2 separate regions of the Homo sapiens genome follow, and region 1 is linked to region 2. A link is an interaction called in ENCODE POLR2A ChIA-PET data of the cell type or tissue named here. Cell type or tissue: B cell. All regions are shown on one strand. Each heading gives the region's core, and the rest is flanking DNA. Links, peaks and the distances in the headings are about the cores only.

Region 1 (12,924 bases), core at 2,790-10,789, 82 kb after region 2:
ATTTGAAGTTCTACAATGAACCCATCAGAGATGCAAAGAAAAGCGCCTCCACGGAGATGGTAACACCAGTCACATGGATGGATAATCCTATAGAAGTATATGTTAATGATAGTGTATGGGTACCTGGCCCCACAGATGATCGCTGCCCTGCCAAACCTGAGGAAGAAGGGATGATGATAAATATTTCCATTGGGTATCATTATCCTCCTATTTGCCTAGGGAGAGCACCAGGATGTTTAATGCCTGCAGTCCAAAATTGGTTGGTAGAAGTACCTACTGTCAGTCCTAACAGTAGATTCACTTATCACATGGTAAGCGGGATGTCACTCAGGCCACGGGTAAATTATTTACAAGACTTTTCTTATCAAAGATCATTAAAATTTAGACCTAAAGGGAAAACTTGCCCCAAGGAAATTCCTAAAGGATCAAAGAATACAGAAGTTTTAGTTTGGGAAGAATGTGTGGCCAATAGTGTGGTGATATTACAAAACAATGAATTCGAAACTATTATAGATTGGGCACCTCGAGGTCAATTCTACCACAATTGCTCAGGACAAACTCAGTCGTGTCCAAGTGCACAAGTGAGTCCAGCTGTTGATAGCGACTTAACAGAAAGTCTAGACAAACATAAGCATAAAAAATTACAGTCTTTCTACCTTTGGGAATGGGAAGAAAAAGGAATCTCTACCCCAAGACCAAAAATAATAAGTCCTGTTTCTGGTCCTGAACATCCAGAATTGTGGAGGCTTACTGTGGCCTCACACCACATTAGAATTTGGTCTGGAAATCAAACTTTAGAAACAAGATATCGTAAGCCATTTTATACTATCGACCTAAATTCCATTCTAACGGTTCCTTTACAAAGTTGCATAAAGCCCCCTTATATGCTAGTTGTAGGAAATATAGTTATTAAACCAGCCTCCCAAACTATAACCTGTGAAAATTGTAGATTGTTTACTTGCATTGATTCAACTTTTAATTGGCAGCACCGTATTCTGCTGGTGAGAGCAAGAGAAGGCATGTGGATCCCTGTGTCCACGGACCGACCGTGGGAGGCCTCGCCATCCATCCATATTTTGACTGAAATATTAAAAGGCATTTTAAATAGATCCAAAAGATTCATTTTTACTTTAATTGCAGTGATTATGGGATTAATTGCAGTCACAGCTACGGCTGCTGTGGCAGGAGTTGCATTGCACTCTTCTGTTCAGTCAGTAAACTTTGTTAATTATTGGCAAAAGAATTCTACAAGATTGTGGAATTCACAATCTAGTATTGATCAAAAATTGGCAAGTCAAATTAATGATCTTAGACAAACTGTCATTTGGATGGGAGACAGGCTCATGACCTTAGAACATCATTTCCAGTTACAGTGTGACTGGAATACGTCAGATTTTTGTATTACACCCCAAATTTATAATGAGTCTGAGCATCACTGGGACATGGTTAGACGCCATCTACAGGGAAGAGAAGATAATCTCACTTTAGACATTTCCAAATTAAAAGAACAAATTTTCGAAGCATCAAAAGCCCATTTAAATTTGGTGCCAGGAACTGAGGCAATTGCAGGAGTTGCTGATGGCCTCGCAAATCTTAACCCTGTCACTTGGATTAAGACCATCAGAAGTACTATGATTATAAATCTCATATTAATCATTGTGTGCCTGTTTTGTCTGTTGTTAGTCTGCAGGTGTACCCAACAGCTCCGAAGAGACAGTGACATCGAGAACGGGCCATGATGACGATGGCGGTTTTGTCGAAAAGAAAAGGGGGAAATGTGGGGAAAAGCAAGAGAGATGAGATTGTTACTGTGTCTGTATAGAAAGAAGTAGACATAGGAGACTCCATTTTGTTCTGTACTAAGAAAAATTCTTCTGCCTTGAGATGCTGTTAATCTATGACCTTACCCCCAACCCCGTGCTCTCTGAAACATGTGCTGTGTCAAACTCAGGGTTAAATGGATTAAGGGCGGTGCAAGATGTGCTTTGTTAAACAGATGCTTGAAGGCAGCATGCTCATTAAGAGTCATCACCACTCCCTAATCTCAAGTACCCAGGGACACAAACACTGCGAAAGACCGCAGGGACCTCTGCCTAGGAAAGCTAGGTATTGTCCAAGGTTTCTCCCCATGTGATAGTCTGAAATATGGCCTCGTGGGAAGGGAAAGACCTGACCATCCCCCAGACCAACACCCGTAAAGGGTCTGTGCTGAGGAGGATTAGTATAAGAGGAAAGCATGCCTCTTGCAGTTGAGAGAAGAGGAAGACATCTGTCTCCTGCCCATCCCTGGGCAATGGAATGTCTCAGTATAAAACCCGATTGAACATTCCATCTACTGAGATAGGGAAAAACTGCCTTAGGGCTGGAGGTGGGACATGTGGGCAGCAATACTGCTTTGTAAAGCATTGAGATGTTTATGTGTATGCATATCTAAAAGCACAGCACTTGATCCTTTACCTTGTCTATGATGCAAAGACCTTTGTTCACGTGTTTGTCTGCTCACCCTCTCCCCACTATTGTCTTGTGACCCTGACACATCCCCCTCTCGGAGAAACACCCACGAATGATCAATAAATACTAAGGGAACTCAGAGGCTGGCGGGATCCTCCATATGCTGAACGTTGGTTCCCCGGGCCCCCTTATTTCTTTCTCTATACTTTGTCTCTGTGTCTTTTTCTTTTCCAAGTCTCTCGTTCCACCTTATGAGAAACACCCACAGGTGTGGAGGGGCAACCCACCCCTTCATGAGACAATATTTAAAGGTTTGGGGAAATCCTGTAAGGCAGTAATCACAGCAATTAACTCCGCCTTTTGAGCAGAAGTATAAGAGGTAGAAATAAGTTTGTCTGTAGGACTTACATAGCCAGCATTGCCATTACTGGAGCCATCAGTGAACACTGTAACGGCCTCAGGAATGGGTTGATTTTTGGTTAATCGAGGAACCACCTAAGAAGTCATTTTTATAAAATCAAATAATTTGTTTTTTGGATAATGATTGTCAATAACGCCAATAAAATCAGCCAAGTGAATTTGCCACAGTACAGAATGTTGAAAGGCAGCTTGAACTTTGAGCCAATTTAAAGGAACTACAATTATATTTGGATCAAATCCAGAAATTTGAAGTATTCTGCACCAAGCCTGTCTAATTAATATGGCTATTTGGTCTAGATAAACAGACAAAGTTTTTGAGACAGAATAAGGAAGAAAACATCACTCCACTAAATCATTATGTTGAACTATTAGTCCAGTAGGGGAGTGTAATGAAGCAAAAACTAGAAGCTGAAAAGGCTGAAATGGCTGTACTCTAGATAACTGGGCAGTCTGGATTCTTTCTTCTACAAATTCCAGTTCTATTAAAGCCTCAGAGGTCAAAATCCTGGCGCTGTGGAGATTGGAATCTCCCCGCAACATAGAAATCAAGTTAGACAGTGCATAGGTTGGAATGCCTAAAGTAGGTCTTAAATAATTAATGTTACCTAAAAGTTTGTGGAAGTCATCTAAAGTTTTTAAAGAATCTCTCCTAATTTGAACTTTTTGAGGTTGAATACATTGTTTATCGACCACCATTCCTAAATATTGAACAGGAGTGGTCTGATGAATTTTATCTTGAGCAATGTGTAATCCAGCCTCTATAACACAGCAGCTCAAAATTTGGTAACAGTCAATTCTTTATCAGTGGGGGCAGCAATTAAAATATCATCAATATAATGATGAATATAGGCCTCGGGAAATTGGGCTTGAACTGGTGAAAGCACTTGCCCAACATAAAGCTGGCAGATTGTAGGGCTATTTAGCATTCCTTGAGGAAGTACTTTCCATTGATAATGAACTGCAGGTTCCTGATTATTGATAGATGGTACAGTAAAAGCAAATTTTTCACAATCTGATTTATGTAAAGCAATATAAAAAAAAATCTTTAAGATCAATAACTATGAGAGGCTAATTTTTAGGTATTAAAGCCAGGTTGGACGGCCCCCATAGGTTTAATTACAGCATTAATGGCCCTTAAATCGGTTACCATCCGCCATTTGCCTGATTTCTTTTTTACTAGGAACACAGGAGAATTCTAAGGGGAAAGAGAATGTTCCACATATCCAAGTTGCAACTGCTCAGAAACCAATTGATTTAAAGCCTCCAGTTTTTCTTTAGAAAGCGGCCACTGCTGAACCTAAACGGGAGTTTTAGGTTTCCATTGTAAGGGAATGGGATCAGGAGGTATGGCAGTGGCTGCCACTAAAAAGAATAACCTAAACCAGCCCTGTTTTCTTTTATAGTGACTGGGAGGGGTTTGGTAATCCAGGAACAAACCTTATATTTTCCATCATATGCTGACTGGGAGCACTAGAAGAGTTATGTGGAATATTAATTTCAGCCCTCTATTTTGCCAGTAAATCTCTACCCCAAAGATTAATGTGAATTGGCATGATATAGGGCTGAATTGTACCTTTTTGACCATCAGGGCCAGTGCAAAGCAAGATAAATGTGCTCTGATAAATTTCCTCGGCCTTTCCAACACCTACTAGTCCTACCTTAGTGGGATGTTTAAGCCAAGAGGAAGGCCATAAACTAGAGGAAATAACAGAAACTTCGGCACCAGTATCTACTAGGCCCTCAAACTTTTTTCCTTGAATGTGTATGATGCAGGTGGGCCGTTGTTTAGAAATTACATTAATCCAGTAAGTGGCCTTTTCACCGCCGGAGCCTATCCCAGGGCCACATGTCTTATCGCCTTTGTTTAAAATGATATTAGGTAGTAAAAGCAGTTGAGCAACTGACTCACCAGACGCAATGGAAATAGGAAACTTGGCAGACACAATTAATTTAATCTCATCAACAGAATCAGAATTAATGAGACCAGTATGAATGGTGAATCCTTTAGCAGAGGTGGATGCTCTACCTAACACCAGGCCCACTGAACCTTGAGGTAAAGGGCCAGTGACCCCCGTGGGGACAATCAAAGGCAAAGAATCAGGAAGTAAATTTAGAGGAATAGTACTAAAGAGATCAACCACCCCGCCTCCTACTGTGGAGGAGGACAAGCATTGTACTGAGACAGAAGTAGAGGCTGGGACCTATTTGGTTTGGTTGTAGGTAGATTTGTTTGTGCTGGGGGTTGCACTGGGACTGCCTGAAGTGGAAACGCAATGTTGGTCTGAGTTTGAAGTGTCCTATTTGATGTCGGGTCCATCCCAGGCCCCGCTCCCTGTTTCCCTGGTGTTGTGGTAGGGGGTTTCCATCTACATTATACCTAGAGCGGCAAACATTTGCCCAATGTTTACCTTTGCGACAACGTGGGCAAACAGTAGGAGCAGCATTTGGCCATGTTTGTTGAACCGACTTGGCCGCTTGTAAGTTTTTAACAGTGCAACTTTTTTGAATATGACCAAGTTGGCCACAATTATAGCAGGCTCCAAGAGAAGAATTAATGGGACCAGTTTGGTTGGTGTCCTTCATGGCCGGTGCCCACAGAATAGCTTTGTGGGTATCTGATCCAATGCCTTCACAAGCTTTAATATATGCAGGCAACACCTCGTGATCAGGTAAATTTTGCGTTGGACAGAATGCATGGCCATTTTACATTCATGGTTTGCATTTTCAAAAGCTAACATATAAAGGAGAATGCCTTGAGTGCGCTCATCAGAGACAGATTTTTGAACAGCATCTTGTAATTTAGCCAAAAAATCTGGGTATAATTCAGAGTGACTTTGTTTAACTATGGTAAAAGGAACAGGAGCTTGGCCTGGAGCGTGTAATTTATCCCAAGCTCTCATACACACCTTTGTTACTTGTTCTGTGGTAAGGGCATCAAAGTTTAACTGGGCATAAGCATCAGAGAAACTATCGGAGCCTGTGAGCTGAGCCTGAGTAATTAGAATGCCATTACTGCTATTTAGCTGAGCCTGCAAATGGGCCTCTTCTGACCACCAGGTATGGAATACGGAATTGTAAATGCTGAGATGGGGTTAGAACAGCTTTTGCCAAAAGGTCCCAATCTAAGGGAAGTAAGTGACTTCAGTACGAAAAGTTTGTAAAACCATCTTAACATAAGGAGAAGTAGGACCATACTGAGTACAAGCATCCCTAAATTCTTTTAAAAAAGGTAAGATTGAACAGCGCATATCGATGCAGACCGGTTTAGGACCCGAAACGACAGGAGGGTGAGGGGCTGTAGTGGATGGGGGATGGCCTGGAGAATGATAGGTAAAGTGTAGTTTGGTCCTGGAGCCATTAGCTGATGCTGGAGGTTTGAAGAGAGAAGAATTAGCATATCTATGGTACATGCAGCAAAGATCCCTACCTTAACAGAGCTTGCATTAGAGTGGGGTGAAAAAACGTAAGCAATCAACACACTAACAGAACACACTGTATAGTATGTAAGGAGATGATAACTGCCATGACAGAGGAGAAAACCTAGAATAAGGTAAGGGGAGTCACAAGTACTGGTAGGGGCAAAAGGGTGAACTTCATTTATAAGGTGATAAGTAGGTCACATCTGAGTAAAGACTTGGAGGAGAGAGGTGGCCAAGAGGGTATCTGGGGTAGGAGGGACCCAGACAGAGGAAAGAGCCAGAGCAAAGGCCCTGGGGCAGGGATTTGCCTGCCATACATAAACAACAGCAAGGAGGTGGCGAGTGGGTAGTGTGGAGTGAACAAGGGGATTGGGTGTTGAGAGACACAGTCAGAGAGGGAGTGAGATTGGAGAGAGTAGATACATTTTAGCTTTATTAATAATGTCTTGTCCTGTAAAAAAAAAATGCTTTCCTGTAAAAGTGGCTCATGTCTTGTGTGTGCATTTACAATGTATTTAGAAGCAAGTTATTAGAAGGTAACAAAGTGGAGACTGTATAAACCATTGTTTCACAAAGTTTGGATCAGAGGCAGATTTCCCGTGAAAGTGATGAAGCTGAAGCTTCAGGGCTTCTTGGATGGCCCTGGAGGAGCCCTAGCAGTATTCATGTAATCCATTTTACAAAACATATCTTAAACATTAATTAGACCACAGCCTCTGTCTACTCTAACATCCCCTTCATCACATTTCTGTTTTTGTTGGGTGGCATCTCAGTTATGGGCATTTTGAGGTCTGGCCAAGGGGAAGTAGAAATGGGAAGTACTTAGTTGGGGTTAGCGGGATACATGTATGAGGGTTGCAAACTCTTGTGTGTGAAGTTCCCGCTACCCACTTCAGTGAAGAAATGGCATCCAGGAATATTCTTGCTGCCCTCTGCACTGACTCACTGGCAATGGCCATGGACATGTTGCAATCGGGCTGCAGGTGGGAAGCAGAGGAGAAAGCAGGTTGGAAGTGAACAACAGCCAGAGCTATTCAGTAGCAAAGTATTGTGGAAGCACGAAGGCATTTAATTAACTAAAATTATGCTGCTATTTTTTATGCTGTCATGTTCTTTGTAGTATTTGTATTTTTTTAACCTGAACTAATTCCCTGGGATTTCTTTTTTTTTATTCTAATTGAATTTATTTTTGTTCCTATTTGTATTTCCAGTTTTGTTCTTTTATTATTTTTCTTTTTCATGAGAATACTCCAAATTATATAAGCCTCAGGTCATTTTTAAAAACCTGGTTTGGTTAAGATAAGGAGAAAGAAAAGATGATAAGGACAAAGTACAAGATGAAGGGAGGTCCATTGGTCCTTTTTGTGGAGGGAGAACTTAGAATATGTATACAAAGGCTAAACAAGAGCTGTGGAATAAAAGCTAAAGGTAGAAGAAGAGGAAATATGTCCTATATCACTCTGGTGTCATATGCTGCCGCACAAAAACTCAGTTGTACTCTTCAACATGATATATACTAGCTGTTCACTTTCCACATATCCATCATTTCCAAAAACATTCTCAACCACTAAAAGATAAAAATGTCTGTGACCCCAGGGCTTTCAAGTTCCTGTTCATTCAGCCTTCCAACCATTCATCCATCTATTCAACAAATGTTTATTAAGCACTTACCCTGTCCTGGTTTGTACACGGAAATACCTAGGCATTCATTTCTACAGTGCTTCTGATTGGTCCAGCCCATGCCCTATAATCCCTCTGACAGAATAAGTTCAACCCTCATACATGTATCCCACTAACCCCAACTAAGTACTTCCCATTTCTACTTCCCCTTGGCCAGACCTCAAAATGCCCATAACTGAGATGCCACCCAACAAAAACAGAAATGTGATGAAGGGGATGTTAGAGAAGACAGAGGCTGTGGTCTAATTAATGTTTAAGATATGTTTTGTAAAATGGATTACATGAATACAGTCATCGCACAACCACAACATGCCTGGCGCTGTGCTAGACTCTGCTGTCAGCAAGGCAGATACAGTCTCTGGCCTCTTGGAGCATACAGCCTAGGAGGACATTCTTTCTAGGAGTTTAAAATCACTAGACATATTCCAGATTTGTTCTCCTTCTGTTAGTTGTTTCCACATGAATTAATAGAAGCGGTCATAATAGGCAGTCTAGATCAATGTTTTTCAGTCTTGACATTATTGACATTTTGGGCCACATAATTCTTTTTTGTAGGGGGCTGTTCTGTGCATTGTAAGATGTTTGCCAGCATTCCTGGTATCTGCCCACTAGGTGCCAGTAACACTTGTCCAGTTGTGACAGCCAAAAATGTATCCAGATATTGCCAAATGTCCCTTGAGGGACAAAATTCTCCCACATTCACCCTGGTTGAGAAGTACTGAGCTAGGTCATCTTTGGCAGACTCCCCAGGATGTCTCAGACTTACACTCAGGAAGATAGCACAATCCACTGTCTGATGACAGAGGCAGGTAGTAACACCAGACAGATCACTTATATATATATAATTTTTTTTATGGAGTTTCACTTTTGTCACCCAGGCTGGAGTGCAGTGGTGCAATCTCAGCTCACTGCAACCTCCACCCCCCAGGTTCAAGCAATTCTCCTGCCTCAGCCTCCCAAGTAGCTAGGATTACAGGCATGCACCACCACGCCGGGCTAATTTTTTGTATTTAGTAGATACGGGGTTTCACCATGTTGGTCAGGCTAGTCTCAAACTCCTGACCTCAGGTGATCCACCTGCTTCGGCCTCCCAAAGTGCTGGGATTACAGGTGTGAACCACCATGCTCAGCCAATTTCAGTATATTATGAGTGCTGATGACAGGTAAGCATACAGTATTGTATCTTTCTTCTCTCCCTCCTTAACCACCCATGTGTAACAATTCCAAAAAGGCTGTCCTGATGGTTGGCTGTAACTTCTTACCGAGAAATAAAGAAGTGATTAACTGCTGATAAAATCTTGATTTGCCTTCTTAACAATTCCACTTTTTAGGAAGTAGCTGAAGCAACCTTTTAAAAAACTACTATTTTGATTTAATTCTAACAGGAAGTATTTGGTGATATGTCTGGATGATTGGGATAAAGTAACAAAGTTGGATCTTATTCTTTTACTTTCTTAATGAACTCGCTTTCACTTTTAAAAAAAAGAAGAAGAAATAGAACCAGATCCTGTCTGTGCCCGCCCATGTTTCTAGTCTGTAGAAAAACAGAATTGTAACGGGAAAAAATTCAGATCAAAGGAAGTCATAATCCCAGGACCATAGAGTCTCCCCAGGAAAGGGAAAGGTTTTAAAGAGTAAGTTCCGGTTACTCCAATAAAACAAGACACATGGTTGGCTTCTTTGGTTTCCTCATATATTGAGAAAAATAAAAATAATAAAAACAAAACACATGGTTTCTAGTAAAACTCTTAAGGAAGAAAAGAAGATGAGTGTTAAGGATGTGGAGACAGAGTTACCTGAAGCTCTCTCATAAGATTAAATATTTAACAAGCCTGTACAACCCTTTTTAGGAAGTAATTTTGCAATAGCTACCAAGACCTCAGGTTTGTGTCTTGGTGAGAAGCTGAGCAGGCTACTATTTTTTGAGATGGGAACTATAATGAGTTCAGTGGGCAACACTGCAATGCAATCTGAAGGTGAGGAAGGAGAAACAATAAAAATAGACTCTTCTCTTCAGACGTTGCAATTTGAATGGGAAAAAGAATGGTAGGGCGGTATGTAAAGGGTCATGAAAAAGTAGAGAGTATTTTGTTTTTGTTATTCAAGTAGGGAAAGACCTAAGCTATGGTAGGCCAAGGAAAGGATTCAGTGGAGGGAAGACATGAAGAGAAGGGAGGTGATTGACGAGCCTGGGCTAGTGGGACTCAGAGCAGAGTTAGTGGCACAGGTCTTGACTGGGAGGAGGGACACTTCATCCTCTGAGGGAAAAGAGAAGGAGGAAAGACAGCTGGTGGTGGAGAAAAGTTACCAGTTTGAAGATAGTGGGCAGGAAGTTGAAGGGCTTCCTGCCTAATGGTCTCTAGTTTCGATTTCTTCTGCAAAGAAGGAGGCACATGCTTTGCTGAGAGGGCAGAGGACTGAGGTAAGGGGCCTTGAGGATAGGGTGAAAGTTTGAAATAGCCACTGTGGGAAATGGGAGAAAGAATTTATCAGGGCCAGTAAGAGCTACTCTGAGACCCCAGCTTGACTGAAACAATGACTCAAAATTTATTCCTTCCTTCTTTCCTTTGCTCCCTCCCTCCATCCACCCATCCCTCCATGCATACATGCGTACATGAACTTCCTCATGTATTCACTCATCGAATAACTATGCAGTAAGCAGTTACTATGTGCTTGGCTCTGTAAGGGTGCAATAGATAGATGTGGCTCCTTCCCTTGAGCTTCATTCCAGTGAATCAACAAAATTAATCAGATGATTTCGCTATTGGTGATAAGTGTTAGGAAAAGGAAAATACGGAATGCTTAGAGGGCATATAAAAGGGAGCACCTCACTTGAATTTGGGGGTTGAGAATGGCTTCTGTACGAGGAATTAGCCTAAGTGGGATGAAACCAGGGAAAGATGACGACTGGGGGTAGTGAATATTCCAACAAGAGGGAAAAAGAATCAAACGCCCAGAAACACAAAAATGAAATTCATTTGCGGAGTAGGAAGTAGCTCACTGGCTAGGACATAGACTAAGGAGGGTAGCAAGTGAGCTCATTATGAAATGTGAACTTTAGGCTCACAGCTTCTGCTTTCTCATTTCCCACAGTGGCCACTAAAGATTTTAAGCAGAAGAGTGATGCAAACAGAGAACCATTTTAGAAAATGTATACCGACAGCAGGGTAGAGAACAGGTTAGCTAGAGAGAATGCAGTAAATAGAGCAGTTAGGATAGTGGATCATTGTGGAAATTGGTGATAAGAGAAAATGGTGGCTTGATCTGAGATAGGTAGCATGGGGCTGGATGGAATTGGACATATTTGAGAGATATTTTTGAAAGTAGAATTAACAGGACTTACTCATTGGGCATGAGAAGCAAGGGAGAGAAAAGAAGCAAGGATGACTCCTAGAATTCTGGCCTGAGCAACTAGACAAGTGGAGATGTCATTTATAGAGGTGGGGAACAGTGGAGGAGCAGTAGGTTTGGGGGAAGAAGGATTGTAGTATTTTTTTTTAAGTCTGTAAATTTTTTGATGGTCCTCTCATCAAATGATGGACTTTGTGCCCCTTCACCTTGAAATTGAGTAGGCTCGGTGATGGCTTCAATGAATGGAATACACCGGAAGTGTGACCTGCAAAGCTAGCTTAGAAAAGACCATGCAGCATTTGCCTATTTCTCTTGGGACACCAACTCTGGGAGGCTTCTGCTGAGTGGCACTAGCCACCCAGCACTTTGAGCCTCCCTCTGTTCAGGCAGTAGCCCTGTGAGTGAAGAGCCTTGCATGACTCTAGGCCACACCATGATCTGATTGCAAGCACATGAAAAGCACATGAAAGTGAGACAGGATGAACAGTCTTCCCCCAAATCTGTGGGCAAAGTAAATCATTGTTATTATTTTAAGCCACGGTATTGTGGCAGCTTGTTAAATAGCAATACATAGCGGAAACAGAGATGATGACTTAAGTTTTAGACACGTGTCTGGAGAGTCTAGAGAAGATGTTTAAGAGACAGAAGTTCTGATCTTGGGCTCAGGAGACTGCTTGGGGCTTAAGAATTTACTGATGCTCTTCCCAGGTTTTCATCTGTATCGGATTCCGCATGTGTCACAATTGCAAAGCAATTGCACATTTTTTATTTTATTTGATCTTAATAGCAACCCCTTGAAGAAATGAGGAACAGATTATTATACCCATTATGGAGCTGAGGAAGCTGAGGCTCAGGAAGCTTTAATGACTTGTTGAAAATTCCACAGCATGGAACCCAGATAGAACTAGGTCATCTCATTTCTAGTACAATACTCTGTCTACTTCATCCTGCTAAGTGTTGTGGACAGATGGGGAATTGGGTAGTTGTGGAGCATGCCCTAAATCATTGCCTTGAAACCAAAGAACTGAGAAACCCAAGTCTGAGGAGAGAAGGAAGAAGAGAGCTAAGAGTGCTTCTCAAAGTTTTCCACAGAAGCATCCCTTACGGCAGAGGAGAGAACTACTTGCACTTCTCAGGAAGATATGGATGTGTAGTCCAAAAGGAAGTTTTTTGAAGTTGTTCATTCATTTGTGTAACAATTATTTATTGAGCACATGCCACACTCCAGGCCTGTGCTAAGTTCAGCAGCACAACACTGCACATGGTTTCTGTCCTCAAAAAGTTCAAGGAAACAGATGATCCACCAAGCAATTCACAAACCATAATCTGGAGCCTGAGGTTCCCATCTAACCATGCCTTCAGAACACAGTCACAGGCAGACAGTCCAAGAAGAAGTCACATAAAAACAGAAGCCTAAAAGAGAGGCAGGGAGAGGGCAGGAGGGAGAGAAATCTAGGTGGAAAGAAGGCATGTACATAAGCCCAGAGGTAAGAGAAAACGCCTCTTTTAAGGCAAACAGTAAAATTAAGAGATTTAGACACATTGACCTTCACCAAGATTCCCTCGCCTTAGTCTAGGAAAGGTATAATCATAATAGAATGGT
Region 2 (10,144 bases), core at 1-8,000:
AAGACTCTGTCAAAAAACAAAAAACAAAAAACAAAAAACACGCAACACTGAAAAATGTAATTTCTCCTCATATAGATCTGTAGACTCAATACAATTCTAATATTTTTTTTTCTTTTTGTGGTACTTGATAAGTTGATTCTAAAATACATATGAAAGTATAAAGGAACAAGAATAGCCAAAAACTTTTGCAGAAAAACAAATTAGGAAGACTTGCTTTACCAAATATCGAGATATGTGTTTAAGGGTAACTCACTGAGCTGACATTAATGTGTTGTGTATTTTTTTGGTCAGAGTTGATCCTTACTGAGGAGTGGGTATGCATGAGTGTGTGTATGTGAGAGTGAGTGTGTGTGTGTGTGTGTGTAAAATGGAGGAGAGGACTAAAAGTGTGATTAGAAGCAGCTGGAAGTAGCAGAGGAGGTGGAAGTTAGTCCCCTCGAGTGTTTGCAAAGTAAGACATGCCTGCCCAGCACTCTCCTAGGTGTATAGTGGCTACAAATAGAGTAGAGAACAGACTCCAGTCCTCAAAGACTTTCAGTCTTGCAGGTCAGCTCAGACTCAAATGTAGAACTGGGAGGACAGTCCTGAACTGATGAATGCCACTGAATTTTAAATTTTATTTAATTCAAATTAATTTAAATTTAAAAAGCTACATGTGGCTAGTGACTACCATATGTCATGCTTCACAGTAAAAAAGAGGGATGCTAGCAGCATAGGATAGAGTAGTGAGGGAAGACACTATGGTCAAGGTGAACCTGGTTACCTAAACAGGCAGATGAGAGCGTGGGGTGAAAGGGTTACTCTTGGGATTCTCATCTATTTAAATGGAGTTTAGTTGGGGGAAGGATGGAGCTGGGTTGTGTAATAAGCCCTCCAGGCCACTAGGGGACAGCAGAAATAAGAACTTTGTTCAAGAGTCCATCTCCTGGTTCTCAGAAGTGCATTTGCTGTCTTTTCATGCAATTTTCTAAGGTACTATCAAAACCATCTTTACCTTCACATCCTTTACTCAAGAATTTGCCTCTACCTACACCCCAAATGTCCAGATTCTGGCCTATACAATACCAAGAATTGCCTTCATGTTGAAAAACTACAGTGTCTCTACATCTAACCACGATCCTTTTAGCGTCTCTATCCCTTCCTTCAAGCATATCTGCTTCTCAACTTCACCATGCATCCAGTTTTTCCATCCTTCACTTCTTAGTCCAGTGATCACTCTGTCACAGTTTTCTTTCTTCCATCTCATCTTTCATCTCTTTAACCACACTCTAGCTAGAATTTTGAAGATCCTACCTTCCTTGTCACTTTTGCACTTAGTAAATCCTAAACTTGGATCAGTCCAACATGTCACACAATAGCTTTTCCAAACCTCCTCTCTCCTCAAGCCTGCACTCTTTTCCCTAGAAAAGGAAATAATTGACTAACATGGAACCTAGACTCCTACAATGCCAGAGCTGGAAAGAGTCATACAGTATGTATTTCCAGCTTCTTCATTTTTTTCCTGTGAAGACTCATGACCAGAAAATTATCCAGTGTTGCCCATTATTTCAAACACTGACGTTTAGTGACTTTAGGAGAACTCTTGTTCTTGACTCCTGTTCCCTACCTTCCTCTGCTCTGGATGGAAAACTGTGAATGTCCAACAGGCAAGGTAGACTGGCCAGGAATACTCTAGGAAACATGACAGGTTCATCTCAAACAAAATATAGAACTTACACCTGGTTTCTGGACTTGGGCATAGATCGTAAGGCTTTTTTTTTCCACTGTTGTCTGGTAATGGTTCGTTTTACCTGGTGAAAAGAAACCATAATGGTTATCTCCCTCTGGTCCCCAGCAGGAGCTCCTTACTCAGACCTGGTCTTTACTGTCCTTTGCATACCCACTTTCCCCAAGGGCACAATGGAAACAAAGCCCTGAGTCCCAGCCCCCCTGCACATTTGTCATATTGTCTTAGGTTAGTTACTTGATCACTCTAGGCCTATCTGTGAAATGGGATTTGAAATACCTGCCTCACGGGGCTGTTGTGATAATTAAATGAGATACCACTTGTAAAGTGTTTAGAACACTGCCTGGTGCATAACAAATGCCCAATACGCATTAGGTGTTTTTCTCATTGGTGTACCATTCAATTACTTTAATCTCTGTTGCTCAATGTGCATATCTGGTCTCCTAATAGGATTCTAAGTTCTTTGAGGGCAGGGCTAGTTGTTTATACCTCTTTTGTATTTTCCAGCTGGTAGTATGTTGCTTCACTCACAGCTTTCTCACCTCCCTATTTCTGGGGGAATTGATGTGTGGGAGGTAAGGGCGGGGGGACGTGTAAGAGGGATGTTCCACCTGGGACTATTTAGAAAATAAAGCAACAATGTCATTCTGTTGCCCACCATCTGGAAATTTTGCTCAGGGCCTAGGGTCTCTGGAAATTAATAAGTTGCAGAATATTTTAATTTTTAGCCAATTTTAAAAAGCTTTCTTTTTAAATTATAGGAGTAATTTATTCTCATCATAAAATAAAAATTGTGAAGAAATATATAAAGTATAAAGTAAAAAGTATAAATCCCCTTCTTCCATTAACCAACCCAATTTCATTCCCAAAAGAAACCGTATTTTTCAATACCTGTGAAAAGAAGTGGGAAAAAAAAGAAGAAACCATTTTTAAAAGTTTGATGTATATCCCTGTAGATCAGCTCTGTGCAACAGAACTTTCTGAGATGATGGAAATGTTCCATATCTGCAGTGTCTAATACAGCTTACAGACACGGGGCTATGGAGCACCTGAACTGTGACTAATGTCACTGAATTTTAAATTTTATTTAATTCAAATTAATTTAAATTTAAAAAGCCACATGTGGCTAGTGACTACCATATTAGACAATGCAGTTTTGGATATTTGCTATACTTATATAGACTTTTTTCCACACAAGAGGTGTCATTCTGCACACACTTCTCTGTAACTTGATCTTTTCACTTAAAATGTATTGAGGACATTTTTCATGTTAGCACAGTAGACCTATCTCATTCTTTCTAAAGTTGCACAGTATCCTTTGTATACATCATGCAGCAGTAAGGATGGTGGGAAAGTGGCAGACTGAAGGATGGAGGTTTATTATGGGATTATTGCAAAGTCCAGGCAGAGGCAATGGAGGCTGGACCCAGAAAATCACAGCCTTTAAGGTAGACTTATTTTAACACCAGTTAATTTATTCTCTTAAAAAACTGGGCTGGGTGCAGTGGCTCACGCCTATAATCACAGCACTATGGGAGGCTGAGGTGGGCAGATCACGAGGTCAGGAGTTTGAGACCAGCCTGGCCAACATGGGGAAACCCTGTCTCTACTAAAAATACAAAAATTAGCCAGGCATGGTGGCACGCGCTTATAATTTCAGCTACTCAGGAGGCTGAGACAGAAGAACTGCTTGAGCCCAGGAGACAGAGGTTGCAGTGAGCCGAGATCATGCCATTGCACTCCAGCCTGAGTGACAGAGCAAGAATCTATCTCAAAAAAAAAAAAAAAAAAAAAAAGGCACATCTCTGAGGAAATAGCATTTTTAGGAGAGGCACATTTTTCTTTGGAAGGGAAAGGCCCAGTGTGTATGTGGTGAGCATGGTGGAATGTGCTGCGTGAGGGTGTGAGTCTTGGGGAGGAAATGTGGGGCAGACACTGATGAAGTTCCAGGAATTCAAGGAAAGTCAACATGGGATTTTTTGTGTGTGGGTATGAGCACGGTGTGCCTAGTGGTTTCAACTTCGCTTTTTTGGTCAGAGTTGATCCTGACTGAGGAGTGTGCGTGAGTGCGTGTGTGTGTGTGTGTGTGTGTGTGTGTGTGTAAAATGGAGGGGAGGACTCAAGAAGCAGTTGGAGGTAGCAGAGGAGGTTCAAGTTAGTCCCCACGAGTGTTTGCAAAGTAAGACATGCCTGCCCAGCACTCTCCTAGGTGCTGTAGTGGCTACAAATAGAGTAGAGAACAGACTACAGTCCTCAAAGACTTTCAGTCTTGCAGGTCAGCTCAGAGTCAAATGTAGAACTGGAAGGACAGTCCTAAATGGTCAGACAGATGGAAGAGGTGAGGTTGATTGTTGCTGCTTAAAAGGACCATTGGACCAAGATAATTTAGTCTCAGGTTATTTTCCCCAGTGCAAGAACAGGTTTTTAGGAGTAAGCTTAACTCGGCTCCAAGTCAGCAAGGTCTTAGGCTCTAAGGAAAAAGTCTTGGCCTTAAAATTAGGACATCTACATTGTAGCCATCATTAGCTGTGTGGCATTGGACAAATCACGTCATCTCAATGGGTCTTTTCTCTTACCATAACTGTAAAATGAGGGCATAGAGTATCTAATATCCTTTTCAGCTTTTACCTGAAGCATAAAGTCTTATGTTACCATGACTTAAAATATTTTCAATCTGTTCTAGGTATTGTTTCCAGATGCTTCCAGTGCAGCTTCTCCTGGCCATAGCACTTACACATTGCCATTTTAATTCATCTACACTAAGAGATCTGTCTATCTGTCTATGTATCTATCTGTCTATGTATCTATCTATCTATCACCCATCGATGGGAACCACTGTGTTCAGTGTTTTCTGTGTATTGATACCAATCTCCACCACAATACCATGAAGTACATAGTATTACCCCTGTTTTGCAGACGAGAAGTTAAGTCATTTGATCACACAGCTTGTCAGTAGCAAAATCTGCATCTGAATGTAAGTTTGTCTAATGCCTATACCCACATTCTTTATCAGTGTATTCTCCTGGACATGAAATTGCCAAAGAGTCATGAAATTGAAAAGCCTTCAGCGTCAGGCTGCATTCTGATGATTATAGCATTAGAAGCTGCCAATATAATTTCTTTAGCAAGGTTTTATGAAAGGTGCAGCAACTAAATATAAATTTTACCGCAAGTTTGAGGCAGTTTTGTGTGTTGCTAACTTACAAGGGACAAATGGTGAATGGGGTTGAGGTGAGGATGGGTATGTGTGTTGGGGAAGGTAGTGGGGAATTGTGGGATGGGGAGCACTATTCCCTTAGAGCACAACCATGTGATAAGCCAAGTGTGGTTGAGGAAAGAGTATGGCGTAGGATCCCAGCAATTTTACTAGGTAGGTTAATGTGGATAAGTTAAGTTCAGTTTTCTCATCCTGGGTCATCTCACTATTTCCTTATAGTATGAGCTAAATGTGATTGCCCTACCCCGAGCCCCATAGGCTGTCAACCTAATTTCTATCTGAATCACCCATCCCTCCTACCTGGCTAACTCTTAGATGGAGGAAATGAGACACAAGTAGGTCGCTGTGCTATGATCTAGATTTTTTTATATATGCAAAACCAACATCAGAGTGCTGAGGTAAGGGCTTTTCTAAGAAGGTTGTGTGTAGATGACACTGATCTACTTGAGAATGAAATCAGTCATCAGCTCAGTGTTATGAGGATCAAGTTCTATCCTTACCATGGGAAGGCAGCCGGGGCATCTCTCCTGGTCTTGGGTCAGGACATTTTGACTCCAGTATTGGTTGGTAGTAGTCAAGGTGGCTGAGGGGAGCACAATGCCCTGAGATATTGTATCATAGGGAAATTTGGAAGAGAGGACAGGGGATGGTACCTCTAGGCACTTCAACTGCAGGGGAATAATTGTGCCTTATTGGTTTCATTCTAACCCTGGTGACTTTTTGGATGAGATCCAATAATTTTCTGAATTCTGTTCCCAGTGAATACTCTTAAACCTCTTGTTCACTTCTTCAGCATCCTGTGTTTACCCTGATGGCAGTGCTAGTCACACTAAACTGAAATTATCTGAATAATGTCTCTCACATTAGAAACCTGTGGCTCTTCTATTTCTTTCCACAGCCTAGTAGAGGGGATCAAGACATGTTGAATTAGACTGAATTAAGCAAGGTCCCAGGATATGTTTATCTACTATTTTTGCAAAGGTGGCCCCATGCAGAAAGCCAGAGTTGTGAGAGCAAGTCCGAGCCTGTGGAGAGAGGTCCCCTGCTTACCACAGAGAGTGTGATAAGAATCTATTTATTGCCAGACACCTACCTCTTCTTCTCAACTGTAGTATTACCACCATGATGAGAATCATGATGACACCCCCTAACAGCCCAGCATACACTGCCCATGGTTTTGTTTCTGGAAAAAAAAAGAAGTCAAAGAGCAATCTCAAAAGTATTCTGAGCTTAAAAACATCTTACATGAAAGTGGGATAATGGAGCCTCATGTTCTATTTCTGCATTCTCTCCCAAGGGAGACGTTTGTTTTCATGGTTTTAGAGGTCAGCTTTAGACCACTGAAAATTTTTGTATCTGTTTTCTTATTCTAATTTCTCTCACTATACTTTCACATTCTTAATTTCATGAAGATTTTTCTATCCAAATGCTTTATTTTTAACTCAACTACCACATGTCTAACATTAAATTATCTTCATCTCTCCTAAGTCAATCTCTCTGCCCAGTTTCTCCATCTTAAGATTGCTAATGTGTCCTGTATCCATTTTGGGTAAAGAGAATATAATGGTTCCATGTGCCGTCCCTGTGAATTCACGCTATTCTCATGAGACACTGGGAGGAAGAAAGATCTACTTATCTTTTTTAAAAATAAACATAATAGTGCTATTGTTGTCCTTTCATGCAAATAACTGGGTTGAACCCAGCAGACCTGAACTGAAAGGAAAGTATTTAGTCTTTCCTCTAAATCATCTTCATGTTTAAAATTAGCCCGAGAACTAATCATCAAGGCTCAAAATCAGAGAGAAAACTTTTATTGTTTTCTCTCCTTTACCCACTTTATCAAATCCTTTTGAACTAGGAGCAACACTTTGACAAACAGTGAATGAGAATTATCACCCCCAGTAAACAAGACATGTAGCTCAATAAGATTATAATGAACAATTATTGAGCACTTGCAATGGGCCACATATTTTTAGTGCATCATGTGTACTAACATATTTAATCCTCACAATAATCTTACAAGGTAGGTACACTCATTATTCTCATTTTATGGAGAAGGAAAACAGCCTGGAGAACCTCAAGAACTAGAGCTTGGTTTAGTAGTAGAAATGTGGCTGAATACTAAAGACAGACTTCTTGGAGAGTTAGAGAGACTTATGGGCTTGGAAAAAGTTATACCGGGGTAATGAACAGTGGGGACCGAGCTGAAGCCCTAGGGTTCTAAGTAGAATATTCGCACTAAGGTTCTAAATAGAGTAACACCAGATGTTAACATTAATGTGTAAGGGAAACTTATAAGGATGATTGTGGAATAAGCCTGCTTGTTGTTGAACCTGTGAGGAATTTGTGGGGCAGAAATTGAAAGAAAAATAGTCGGGTTCCAAAGGAAAGAATCATGGTGGACACAATCAGATGTTTACAGAGTTGACCAAAGATACAGACAGTCTCAATGAATTCATAAAATGCAGCCTACAAGATCCAAAGGGGCCTCCAGCCTGATAGCTGGCAAGAAGTTGCCTTCTGGATTTGAAAAGATTCTTTTTCTCCTTAGGCCTTTCACACATCAAGTTAGCCCAAGGAATCTCACTGAACTGACTTTGCAAACACCTTGGTTATAGGTTCTATCCCCTAAATTAAATGTTTTAATTTTGCCAGATACCAACTTCAACAGTCTTATGCTCTGATTAAAAAAAAAAGTTAGGAGGCAGGCAGAGAGTTCTGAATTTGTATAAAGCATGACATTTTGAATCATTGCTGATGCTGGAGGAAGGAGCAGCTCCACTCTGAGTGACTTATGGTCACTGAGAACCCTCTGTGCAGGAGTGTGTGTGTGTGTGTGTGTGTGTGTGTGTATGTGTGTATGTGTGTGTTTGAGACAGATTGATTCATTCAAGGTTTATGATATCGACACTAGGAACCACTGGAGAAATCACTCTAATACTAGGATAAGAAGCAAAGCCAGTAGCCTGAACTTTGTGTTTCGTCAGCCTATGGAACTGATCCAGCAAACCATTATAGTAGCACTTACTATTTTGACTAGTTCCTCTTTCTTCTTCTATCATAGATACTTTGGGAACTTCCAATACAACAACTGATTTGAGAAGAAACACCCCCACCATTTATATCATTTTAAAAGATAATATTTCTTTCCAATTTCACTTGAGATTAAAAAAATAAAACCAACAGACAAAGTAGTACCTCTGAACTGGAAAATAAAAGACAAAACTGCACCAGTAATGCCTGGTGAGTCAGCCTCCTCTCCCTCGCGCCCGACGCCGGTTGCTCTGCTGCCCACCAACTCACAGAAACTAACGATGACTGGGTGCAGCACCAAGGCTTCAGGACATGACAACGCCGGCCCTCTCTATCTTTTCTAGGGTCTCTAGAGGATGAAAGCAATCTGCTACCTTTGTCCTATGACAAGCTTCTGCCAGTCCATCTAGATCTGAGAGACAAGTTGGCCATGGTCCTGAAAGATATTTCATAAACTCTAATTTTTTTCCTCATCTTTGGATACAAATATGAATCATAGACCTTTTTAACCTTAAGGGAACTATAGTATAGTGCTTATTTCACCCAACCCACTAATTTTATTTTGAGGACACTGAGACACAGACAGGAGTATCCAGAGTCATAGAAAAAGTCAGTGGCAGAGCTGGATAAGATGGGAACTGCAGATTTTGTGGTTTGTGCTTTAGCCTCTGGAGATGCGGTCCCCATAAAGAAGGCAGTAGTGATGTCAAAGCCCTTTTGACTCAAACCTTTTGAGTCAAAAGCCCTCTGAGCAGCCAACCCATCCTTCATCATCCTCCATCCAACACATGCTCATTCCTGGCCCCAGGCTCCACTCCATACTCTCCTTCCTGCTGCACCCTAAGCTGTCCACCATGCCTGCCTAGCCTTGATGCCCAGGCCAATCTTCCTTTCTTTGTGTCACCTTTCCTGACCATCCCAGCTCTTGTTCTTCCCTGTCCCTTGGACTCCTGCAGCACCTGTGGTTTATGTCATGTATCTTAGAACCTGAGTTTTGGCAACATCATCTTTACCATGCAGACCATTTTCAGTGATGGTATTTGGAGCCAGATAGATAAGTTCAAATTCTGGGTCTACCACTTGATAGCTCTGTGACTACAGATAAGCTACTCATACCCTCTGTGGCTTCAACTTCCTCATCTGTAAAATGAGCATAACAATAAGTTCACAGTGTTGTTCTGAGAAACCCATATAGTAATGTATGGAAAGTGCCTAGAGCAATATCTGGAATCCATCATGTGGTCAGTAAGTGTCAATTACTTCTGCTAGCCTCAATTCTCCAAATAGTTGCTAGGTTCTAGGAGGCCAGAGACCATCTCTTACACTACTTTAACAGCTCTCTTAGTACTCAGTACATAATAGAGTCTCAGTAAATTCTTGTTGATTGATTGGAAAGACAAGAAAATGAGTTTGATCTTAAGTCCAAAGGAGTCTCTTCACCAGTGTCCAGAGATGCTTCAGTCCCATCTGTTCTTTACTTATGGCTTAGTTTCCCTACCTGTATAGTAGGCCCAAGTATTTTTATACTTGGTGCTCATCCATTTGTTGCTATTCTTTAATTATATTTACATGGAAATCAAATGTCAGAGACCCCATGCTCTTAGAAATTTGGATAAGTATGAAAAAAGTGCTACTATTACAGTTTGTTCAGGTCAAGCTGCACATGATTTCTGTAATTTCTGGGAGTAATTTCCTCATGGTTCTCTAAGTCTTTGCTCCTATAACTCTGCTTGCTCTACTCTGTGCTTCCTTGGGTGCAAGGTTTAGTCACTTCATCAGTGATATGGTTTGGCCACGCCCCCACCCAAATCTCACCTTGAATTGTAATAATCCCCATGTGTCAAGGGTGGGGCCAGGTGGAGATAATTGAATCATGGGGTGGTTTCCCCCATGTTGTTCTCATGGGAGTGAATAAGTCTCACAAGATCTGATGGTTTTATAAATGGGAGCTCCCCTGCACAAACTCTCTTGCCTGCTGCCACGTAAGACATGATTTTGCTCCTCATTCGCCTTCAACCATGATTGTGAGGCCTCTCCAGCCATGTGGAACTATGAGCCAATTAAACCTCTTTCCTTTATAAATCACCCAGTCTCAGGTATGTCTTTATTGGCAGGATGAGAGCGGACTAATACAATCAGTTTCCACAAACAAACCAAAAAAACTTTTT

What was found. Peaks named below come from ENCODE experiments on the same cell type or tissue, not always from the same donor. Only the 100,000 strongest peaks of a DNase experiment are listed, where the experiment ranks them.
Region 1: POLR2A ChIA-PET joins it to region 2 with 10 read pairs; 6 of 35 experiments call an interaction of 5 or more read pairs at or near these places.

The regions. Positions count from the first base shown.
Region 1 is chr1:160,697,272-160,710,195 of GRCh38, forward strand. All of the region lies in intron 1 of CD48 (CD48 molecule), which reads right to left. It overlaps LOC124904439 (endogenous retrovirus group K member 18 Env polyprotein), which reads left to right. Exons shown (of 1, transcript XM_047438433.1): 1 at 1-8,087. The coding sequence starts at 57. The coding sequence ends at 1,739. Among named protein-coding and RNA genes, the nearest start is that of CD48, 8.1 kb to the right of the region's middle. RefSeq lists an enhancer at 11,454-11,523. In B cell, for the core only: no CTCF peak of the experiment used is centred there; DNase peaks (open chromatin) are centred at 7,200, 7,990, 8,300, 10,430 and 3 weaker places; H3K4me3 peaks cover 4,354 bases; H3K27ac peaks cover 7,647 bases.
Region 2 is chr1:160,618,060-160,628,203 of GRCh38, forward strand. It overlaps SLAMF1 (signaling lymphocytic activation molecule family member 1), which reads right to left. Exons shown (of 7, transcript NM_003037.5): 4 at 6,037-6,126; 5 at 1,717-1,790. Among named protein-coding and RNA genes, the nearest start is that of SLAMF1, 24 kb to the right of the region's middle. RefSeq lists enhancers at 6,686-6,815, 9,241-9,290. In B cell, for the core only: CTCF peaks have their summits at 894 (motif pointing right) and 1,096; DNase peaks (open chromatin) are centred at 882, 3,722, 5,302, 7,932 and 1 weaker place; H3K4me3 peaks cover 3,458 bases; H3K27ac peaks cover 4,895 bases.